Regions from separate parts of the Homo sapiens genome. Here region 2 is linked to region 1. A link is an interaction called in ENCODE POLR2A ChIA-PET data of the cell type or tissue named here. Cell type or tissue: A673. All regions are shown on one strand. Region 1 holds the start of HYOU1 (hypoxia up-regulated 1). Region 2 overlaps DDX6 (DEAD-box helicase 6).

Evidence for each region. ChIA-PET counts read pairs that join two places held together with the same protein. Peaks named below come from ENCODE experiments on the same cell type or tissue, not always from the same donor. Only the 100,000 strongest peaks of a DNase experiment are listed, where the experiment ranks them.
Region 2: POLR2A ChIA-PET joins it to region 1 with 9 read pairs; 10 of 35 experiments call an interaction of 5 or more read pairs at or near these places.

The regions. Positions count from the first base shown.
Region 1 is chr11:119,055,675-119,059,674 of GRCh38, reverse strand. It overlaps HYOU1 (hypoxia up-regulated 1), which reads left to right and starts at 2,470. Exons shown (of 26, transcript NM_006389.5): 1 at 2,470-2,655; 2 at 3,508-3,605; 3 at 3,832-3,925. The coding sequence starts at 3,515. RefSeq lists enhancers at 1,963-2,012, 2,372-2,871, 2,872-3,372 and silencers at 2,243-2,522, 2,613-2,892. In A673, CTCF peaks have their summits at 2,001, 2,593 and 3,610 (motif pointing right); DNase peaks (open chromatin) are centred at 2,444, 2,954 and 3,614; H3K4me3 peaks cover 2,558 bases; H3K27ac peaks cover 2,333 bases.
Region 2 is chr11:118,783,562-118,787,561 of GRCh38, reverse strand. DDX6 (DEAD-box helicase 6) reads left to right here. Exons shown (of 14, transcript NM_004397.6): 2 at 1,044-1,510. The coding sequence starts at 1,311. Among named protein-coding and RNA genes, the nearest start is that of DDX6, 5.6 kb to the left of the region's middle. In A673, no CTCF peak of the experiment used is centred here; a DNase peak (open chromatin) is centred at 2,081.

The sequences.
Region 1 (4,000 bases):
ATTGCAGACGGAGTCTCGTTCACTCAGTGCTCAATGTTGCCCAGGCTGGAGTGCAGTGGCGTGATCTCGGCTAGCTACAACCTCCACCTCCCAGCCGCCTGCCTTGGCCTCCCAAAGTGCCGAGATTGCAGCCTCTGCCCGGCCGCCACCCCGTCTGGGAAGTGAGGAGCGTCTCTGCCTGGCTGCCCATCGTCTGGGATGTGAGGAGCCCCTCTGCCCGGCTGCCCAGTCTGGGAAGTGAGGAGCGCCTCTTCCCGGCCGCCATCCCGTCTAAGAAGTGAGGAGCGTCTCTGCCCGGCCGCCCATCATCTGAGATGTGGGGAGCGCCTCTGCCCCGCCGTAGCCACCCCGCCAGCCGCCCCGTCCGGGAGGGAGGTGGGGGGCCAGCCCCCGCACGGCCAGCCGCCCCGTCCGGGAGGGAGGTGGGGGGGCGCCTCCGCCCGGCCGCCGCCCCGTCCGGGAGGTGGGGGGCGCCTCTGCCCGGCCGCCCCTTCTGGGAGGTGAGGAGCCCCTCTGCCCGGCCACCACCCCGTCTAGGAGGTGTACCCAACAGCTCATTGAGAACGGGCCATGATGACAATGGTGGTTTTGTGGAATAGAAAAGGGGGAAAGGTGGGGAAAAGATAGAGATCGGATTGTTGCTGTGTCTGTGTGGAAAGAAGTAGACATGGGAGACTTCATTTTGTTCTGTACTAAGAAAAATTCTTCTGCCTTGGGATGCTGTTGATCTATGACCTTACCCCCAACCCTGTGCTCTCTGAAACATGTGCTGTGTCCACTCAGGGTTAAATGGATTAAGGGCGGTGCAAGATGTGCTTTGTTAAACAGATGCTTGAAGGCAGCATGCTCGTTAGGAGTCATCACCACTCCCTAATCTCAAGTACCCAGGGACACAAACACTGCGGAAGGCCGCAGGGTCCTCTGCCTAGGAAAGCCAGAGACCTTTGTTCACTTGTTTATCTGCTGACCTTCCCTCCACTATTGTCCTATGACCCTGCCAAATCCCCCTCTGCCAGAAACACCCAAGAATGATCAATAAAAAAAAAAAAAAAAAAAAAAGGAAGAATAGACTCTCTCTGGGACTGCCAATAATTTTTCCTTCTAAGCATAGACACCGGACCACTCTCCACCTAAGCATCACGAAAAATGTAGAGAAAGGAAGAGCTAAGAGCTCCTTAAACAAGTTCAGGCTTGACACAACCCTGGCCCTGACAGCCAGGGTCTTCAAGCGGGCCTTTCTGTGAAGGGTGGCCAGGCATCAACTTAGTAGGAGAGAAAACAGATGACTTATTTCCATCCACACTTAAGGAAAATGCAGTCTCCAAGGACTGCGTACATTTCTTTTTCGAGAAGGAGTCTCGCTGTTGTCGCCCAGGCTGGAGTGCAGTGGCGCAGTCTGGGCTCACAGCAACCTCTGCCTCCCGGATTCAAGCAATTCTCCTGCCTCAGCCTCGTGAGTAGCTGGGATTACAGGCACCCGCCACCACGCCTGGCTAATTTTTGTAGTTTTGGTAGAGACGGGGTTTCACCATGTTGGCCAGGCTGGTCTCGAACTCCTGACCTCCAGTGATTCGCCCGCCTTGGCCTCCCAAAATGCTGGGATTACAGGCGTGAGCCACCGCGCCCGGGCGACTGCGCACATTTCTATGGAGCTGTAAGTTAAAAGAGAAGGCAGTGAGGTGCTTCTGTCATTCTATGACAGAAACAGCTAAAGAGTAGAGAAATGTTCACAAGATTTAATAGAACAGAAATAGGAGAAGGTGCACACAAGCTCAACCAACTATAGCCTCACAAATAAAAGTGTCTTTTGTGTGTAGTACTTAAGTTTGGAATATTCTTTCTTATACAAATGAGTGGGGCTTAACCTAAGAAATCCTGGCCAGATTCTGCGACGAATGCATCGGTTATCTCTGACCCATCAGCAAACATCTTTTTCTGTGGCTTCAGTTTCCTCAGTAAAACAGAGGGGGTTGCGACGGACTCAGTCCGAGGGACAGCCATTCTCCAACGTCTATCCAAAGCCTAGGGCACCTCAATACTAACCGGCAGGCCAGCGCCCCCTCCGCGGGGCTGCGGACAGGACGCCTGTTATTCCATTCCTCGGCCGGGCTCTACAGGTGACCGGAAGAAGAGCCCCGAGTGCGGGACTGCAGTGCGCCCGACCTGCTCTAGGCGCAGGTCACTCCCGAACCCCGGCAGCAAAGCATCCAGCGCCGGAAAAGGTCCCGCGGTCGCCCCGGGGCCGGCGCTGGGGAGGAAGGAGTGGAGCGCGCTGGCCCCGTGACGTGGTCCAATCCCAGGCCGACGCCGGCTGCTTCTGCCCAACCGGTGGCTGGTCCCCTCCGCCGCCCCATTACAAGGCTGGCAAAGGGAGGGGGCGGGGCCTGGGACGTGGTCCAATGAGTACGCGCGCCGGGGCGGCGGGGGCGGGGCCGGGCGCGCAGCGCAGGGCCGGGCGGCCGAGGCTCCAATGAGCGCGCGCCGCGTCCGGGGCCGGCTGGTGCGCGAGACGCCGCCGAGAGGTTGGTGGCTAATGTAACAGTTTGCAAACCGAGAGGAGTTGTGAAGGGCGCGGGTGGGGGGCGCTGCCGGCCTCGTGGGTACGTTCGTGCCGCGTCTGTCCCAGAGCTGGGGCCGCAGGAGCGGAGGCAAGAGGTAGCGGGGGTGGATGGAGGTGCGGGCCGGCCACCCCTCCTAGGGGAGACAGCGTGCGAGCTCCGGGGGCGGGTCGGGAGCGCAAGGGAGGGCCGCGCGGACGCCGGGCGCTCGGCCTCGCACCGGGGGGCACGCAGCTCGGCCCCCGGTCTGTCCCCACTTGCTGGGGCGGGCCGGGATCCGTTTCCGGGAGTGGGAGCCGCCGCCTTCGTCAGGTGGGGTTTAGGTGAACACCGGGTAACGGCTACCCGCCGGGCGGGGAACCTTACCGCCCCTGGCACTGCGTCTGTGGGCACAGCGGGGCCGGGGAGTGAGCTGGGAAAGGGGAGGGGGCGGGACAACCCGCAGGGATGCCGAGGAGGAGATAGGCCTTTCCTTCATCCTAGCTACCCCCAACGTCATTACCTTTCTCTTCCCGTCCAGGCCCAGCTGGCTTTCCCCGTCAGCGGGGGAGCTCCAGGTGTGGGGAGGTGGTTGAGCCCTGGGCGGGGATCCCTGGCCGCACCCCAGGTGTCTGACAACAGGCACAGTGCTGCGGTGCGCCACTCACTGCCTGTGTGGTGGACAAAAGGCTCGGGTCTCCTTTCTCTTGTCCTGTTAGCTTCTCTGTTTAGGGATGTGGCAAAGCCGAGGACCCATGCTCTTTCACTTGGGCCTTTGTGTGGGCGCTGCTGGGATGATTAGAGAATGGTTTGTACCCATCAGGAGGGAGAAGGGGAGAAGTAGGCTGATCTGCCCTGGGTAAGAATGAAGTAGATATGAATCTTACAGCCTCTCCGTTCTGGGATGTGATTCTGTCTCCTTCACTCCGGGTATCCAGTTTTAAGTGTTTTCTTTCTTCGCCTCCCCCAGGGGCACTATGGCAGACAAAGTTAGGAGGCAGAGGCCGAGGAGGCGAGTCTGTTGGGCCTTGGTGGCTGTGCTCTTGGCAGACCTGTTGGCACTGAGTGGTATGTACCCCAGTAGAGGGAGCAAATGGATAAATGATGACTGAAGGATGCATGATGGGAATTGAGCTTGGGGCTGTTGGCCAGAAGTCTCTTGAGTTGTTAGGTCCAGGCCTTTTTGTCTTTTGCCATCTTCGTTTACCCATGGAAAGTGGTATGCTTTGATTAGAGGGAGTCCCAGGAAGGTGGGCGAAGGGAGAGCTAACTGACAAACCTCTTTTCCCTTCAGATACACTGGCAGTGATGTCTGTGGACCTGGGCAGTGAGTCCATGAAGGTGGCCATTGTCAAACCTGGAGTGCCCATGGAAATTGTCTTGAATAAGTGAGGGTGGCCCCCGTGTTAAGGGTGGGGAACGAGGGAGTCTGGGCTCCAAGTGTGAATGTGTTAGTCATAGTG
Region 2 (4,000 bases), 270 kb after region 1:
TCCCAAGTAGCTGGGACTCCATTACAGGTGTGCACCACCATGCCCGGCTAAATTTTGTTTTTTGTTTTTTTTTTCTTGTTTGTTTTTGTTTTTGAGACGGAGTCTGGCTCTGTCGCTGAGGCTGGAGTGCAGTGGCACAATCTTGGCTCACTGCAACCTCCGCCTCCTGGGTTCAAGCAGTTCTCTGCCTCAGCCTCCCAAGTAGCTGGAATTACAGGCGCTCGCCACCACGCCTGGCTAATTTTTGTATTTTTAGTAGAGACAGGGTTTCACCATCTTGGCCAGGCTGATCCTGAACTCCTGACCTCATGATCCACCTTCCTCGGCCTCCTAAAGTGCTGGGATTACAGGCATGAGCCACTGCACCCGGCCTAAATTTTGTATTTTTAGTAGAGATGGGGTTTCGCTATGTTGTCCAGGCTGGTCTCTAACTCCTGACCTCAAGAGATCGCCCGCATTGGCCTCTCAAAGTGCTGCGATTACAGGCCTGAGCCACCAGCACCCAGCCCATAAAGTTTAATAGTTGAAATTTGTAAGGGCACAAAGGTGTTTTTTTCTGGAAGTGTGAAGTTCAAGTCAAAAGCTCACTTAAATCTATAAGGACTCTCGGTTGCTATTACAAGTAGAAGAAAATTAATGAATTGTCTTGTTTAAATTGTGTGATACTTCAGTGAGTTGTAATGCAATTAAGTATAATGAATCACTGACTTTTAGAGATGTCAGAGACTTAGAGAATTCATGGGGAGGAAACTGAAGAGAAGAGATTATCATTGACGAGTAGTGCTAATTTACTAGTCTCTTTCTACTTAATCTCTGGATTGCTTTGAATTAACAATTTTAAATGTTTGATATTGGCCTCATTGTGTTTTTGAGATAGTTCAAAGTTGTGTCTATCCTAGCTTGGCTCGTGATTTGGTCTAAGTGTAGCTGTATTATTAATTCTTTAATATAAAAGATGAGAATTCTTTTAAAGGGGTTCTTTTAAAAGGGAAACAAAGTTTTTCTGTTGTGTTTGCTAATTTAATTTTGTTTGTTTGTTTCAGATTGACGTGAGTGAATTCAGATATAACTCAAGCTTGTTAGAGGGCTTTTTAAAAATAAAAAGTTGATTCCGTGCAAGAGAGCAAGTTACTGCTGCTTACCGTTCAGAGACTTACAGGTGCTTGCCTGCATTGCAATAAAGGACTCATTTATTGAGCAAGACTTATATTTATCTCTTCATTTTGGAGAGCCTAATAAACTGTTATTACAGTTTCTCTACTGACTTTCAAAAGTTTTGAAGTTTGAAAGACCTTTGCAATTAAAACAGCATGAGCACGGCCAGAACAGAGAACCCTGTTATAATGGGTCTGTCCAGTCAAAATGGTCAGCTGAGAGGCCCTGTGAAACCCACTGGTGGCCCTGGAGGAGGGGGCACACAGACACAGCAACAGATGAACCAGCTGAAAAACACCAACACAATCAATAATGGCACTCAGCAGCAAGCACAGAGTATGACCACCACTATTAAGTAAGTGTTAGAGTAAATTATTAATAAACACTTGTGGGGAACCAAGATTTGTGTTACTTTGGTGTTGACTATTAATACTTATGCCTTAATTTAACCATTTTGATTCCAAATAGAGGACAGATGACTTTGTTTTATGGCCAGTAGGTATTTGCAATAGAATAATATATTTCTGCCATAATTTGTTCAGCAAGTAGTCATCCTGAGGTCAGATGATACACACAAATTTTGTATAAATGGTTTTTGGAAACATTTCTGGCTTTCATAATTAGTGTAAAAGTTATTAGCTTAGTTTGTTGTAAATGAATAAAATTATTAGTCATCTCGTTTTTGTCAGTATAGTTTTTTTACGACTGCACCTTACCCTAGTTAAACAGCAGATAAAGCCAACTTTATGTATTAAATTTAAAGACTCAGTCTGAGTCTTTAGAGTCTTTAAAGACTTGCCCAGCCTTCTGAACTCCAAGCATTATTCACTCAGAAAATTTTCTCGTAACTTTTTTTAGCTTATGGAACTTAGCTTTTTTACTTTAAAAAAAAAAAAAAGTTGGCTGGTTGAGGTGACTCATGCCTGTAATCCCTGTACTTTGGGGAGGCCAATGTGGGAGGATCACTTGAGTCCAGGAGTTTGAGACCAGCCTAGGCAACATAATGAGACTCTGTCTCTACCCAAAAAAAAAATTTTTAATTTTTTTCCTCCTTTTACATATAAAAAGGGAACTAAGAATTTTGAACTCACAGAACACAGTTCTGAACAGTCTCAGAAACCTTTTGTTAACCTTAAAATTGAAGAGCCTCCTCTTACTAGAGGATATTTTTTCTTTTAAAGCTGAAAGTATGTAGGCTATTTGTTACTTTTAAGTGCATAGTTTAAATTACAATATTTGAATGGTAACCATCACTTTAAAGATTCAGTTATAGGAAATTAACATTTAAGATTCTTGACTCCAGTTGATGTTTGGCTTTTGTTAAGAACTTGCCATATAGGTCCGGGTGCAGTGGCACACGCCTGTAGTCCAAGCACATTGGGAGGCCAAGGTGGGCGGATCACCTGAGGTCGGGAGTTCGAGACCAGCCTGACAAACATGGAGAAACCTTGTCTCTACTAAAAATAAACCCCGTCTCTACTAAAAGTACAAAATTAGCTGGGCGTGGTGGCACATGCCCATAATGCTACTTGGGAGGCTGAGGCAGGAGAATCACTTAAACCCGGGAGGCGGAGTTGCAGTGAGCCGAGATTGCACCATTGCACTCCAGCTTGGGCAACAAGAGCGAAACTCCATCTCAAAAAAAAAAAAGGCCAGGTGCGGTAGCTCACGCCTTTAATCCCAGCACTTTGGGAGGCTGAGGCAGGTAGATCACGAGGTCAAAAGTTTGAGGCCAGCCTGACCAACATGGTGAAACCCTGTCTTTACTAAAAATACAAAAATCAGCTGGGTGTGATGGCATGCGCCTGTAATCCCAGCTACTCAGGAGGCTGAGGCGGGAGAATCACTTGAACCCGAGAGGTGGAGGTTGCAGAGAGCCAAGATCGTGTCACTGCACTCCAGCCTGGGCAACAGAGAAATACTCCATCTCAAAAAAAAAAAAAAACTTGCCATATAAAATAATTTAACCCTGGGAATCTTTATAAGATGTTGACACTGGGTTACTGAACTGAGGTATATGTTTTATTACAACCTAGATCTTTTCACTTCCTACAGAAAAATAGCTTATACAAGCTACCAGACTGTCATATAGTTACCGTATGTGGTTCACTAGGACCTCTAAGAACTAATTTTCAGCAGAATTGGTTAGGTCATTGGGAGAATTGGTATTAGTGTATATTCTGTTATTTTTAAGGTGAATGCTTTAATTGGTATAGAAATGAATACTACTTCAGTTGTAGTTTGTCTTGGCAGAATGTAAGTAGGTTAGCAAAATTTAGACTATTTTTAATTTTTTTTATAACTTTTTTTTTTTTTTTTGAGACAGGGTCTCACTTTGTTGCCTAGGCTGGAGTATGGTGGCACGATCATGGCTCACTGCAGCCTCAACTTCCCAGGCTCAAGTGATCCTCCTGCCTCAGCCCTACAAATAGTGGGGACTACTGGCATGCACCAGTAGCGACGGCGTTTTGTCATGTTGCCCAGGCTGGTCTGGAACTCCTGAGCTCAAGTGATCTGCCCACCTCGACCTCTCACAGTGCTGGGATTACACATGTGAGCCACTGCGCCCAGCCTATTTTTAATTTTTTTTTTTTTTGAGATGGACTCTCACTCACTCTGTTGCCCAGGCTAGAGTGCAATGGTGTGATCTCGACTCACTGCAACCTGCACCTCCTGGGTTCAGTTCAAGCCATTCTCCTGCCTCTGCCTCCCAAGTAGCTGGGATTACAGGTGTCCACCATCACGTCTGGCTAATTTTTGTATTTTTAGTAGAGATGAGATTTCATCATGTTTGCAGGCTAGGCTTGAATTCCTGACCTCAGGTGATCTGCCTGCCTCGGCCTCC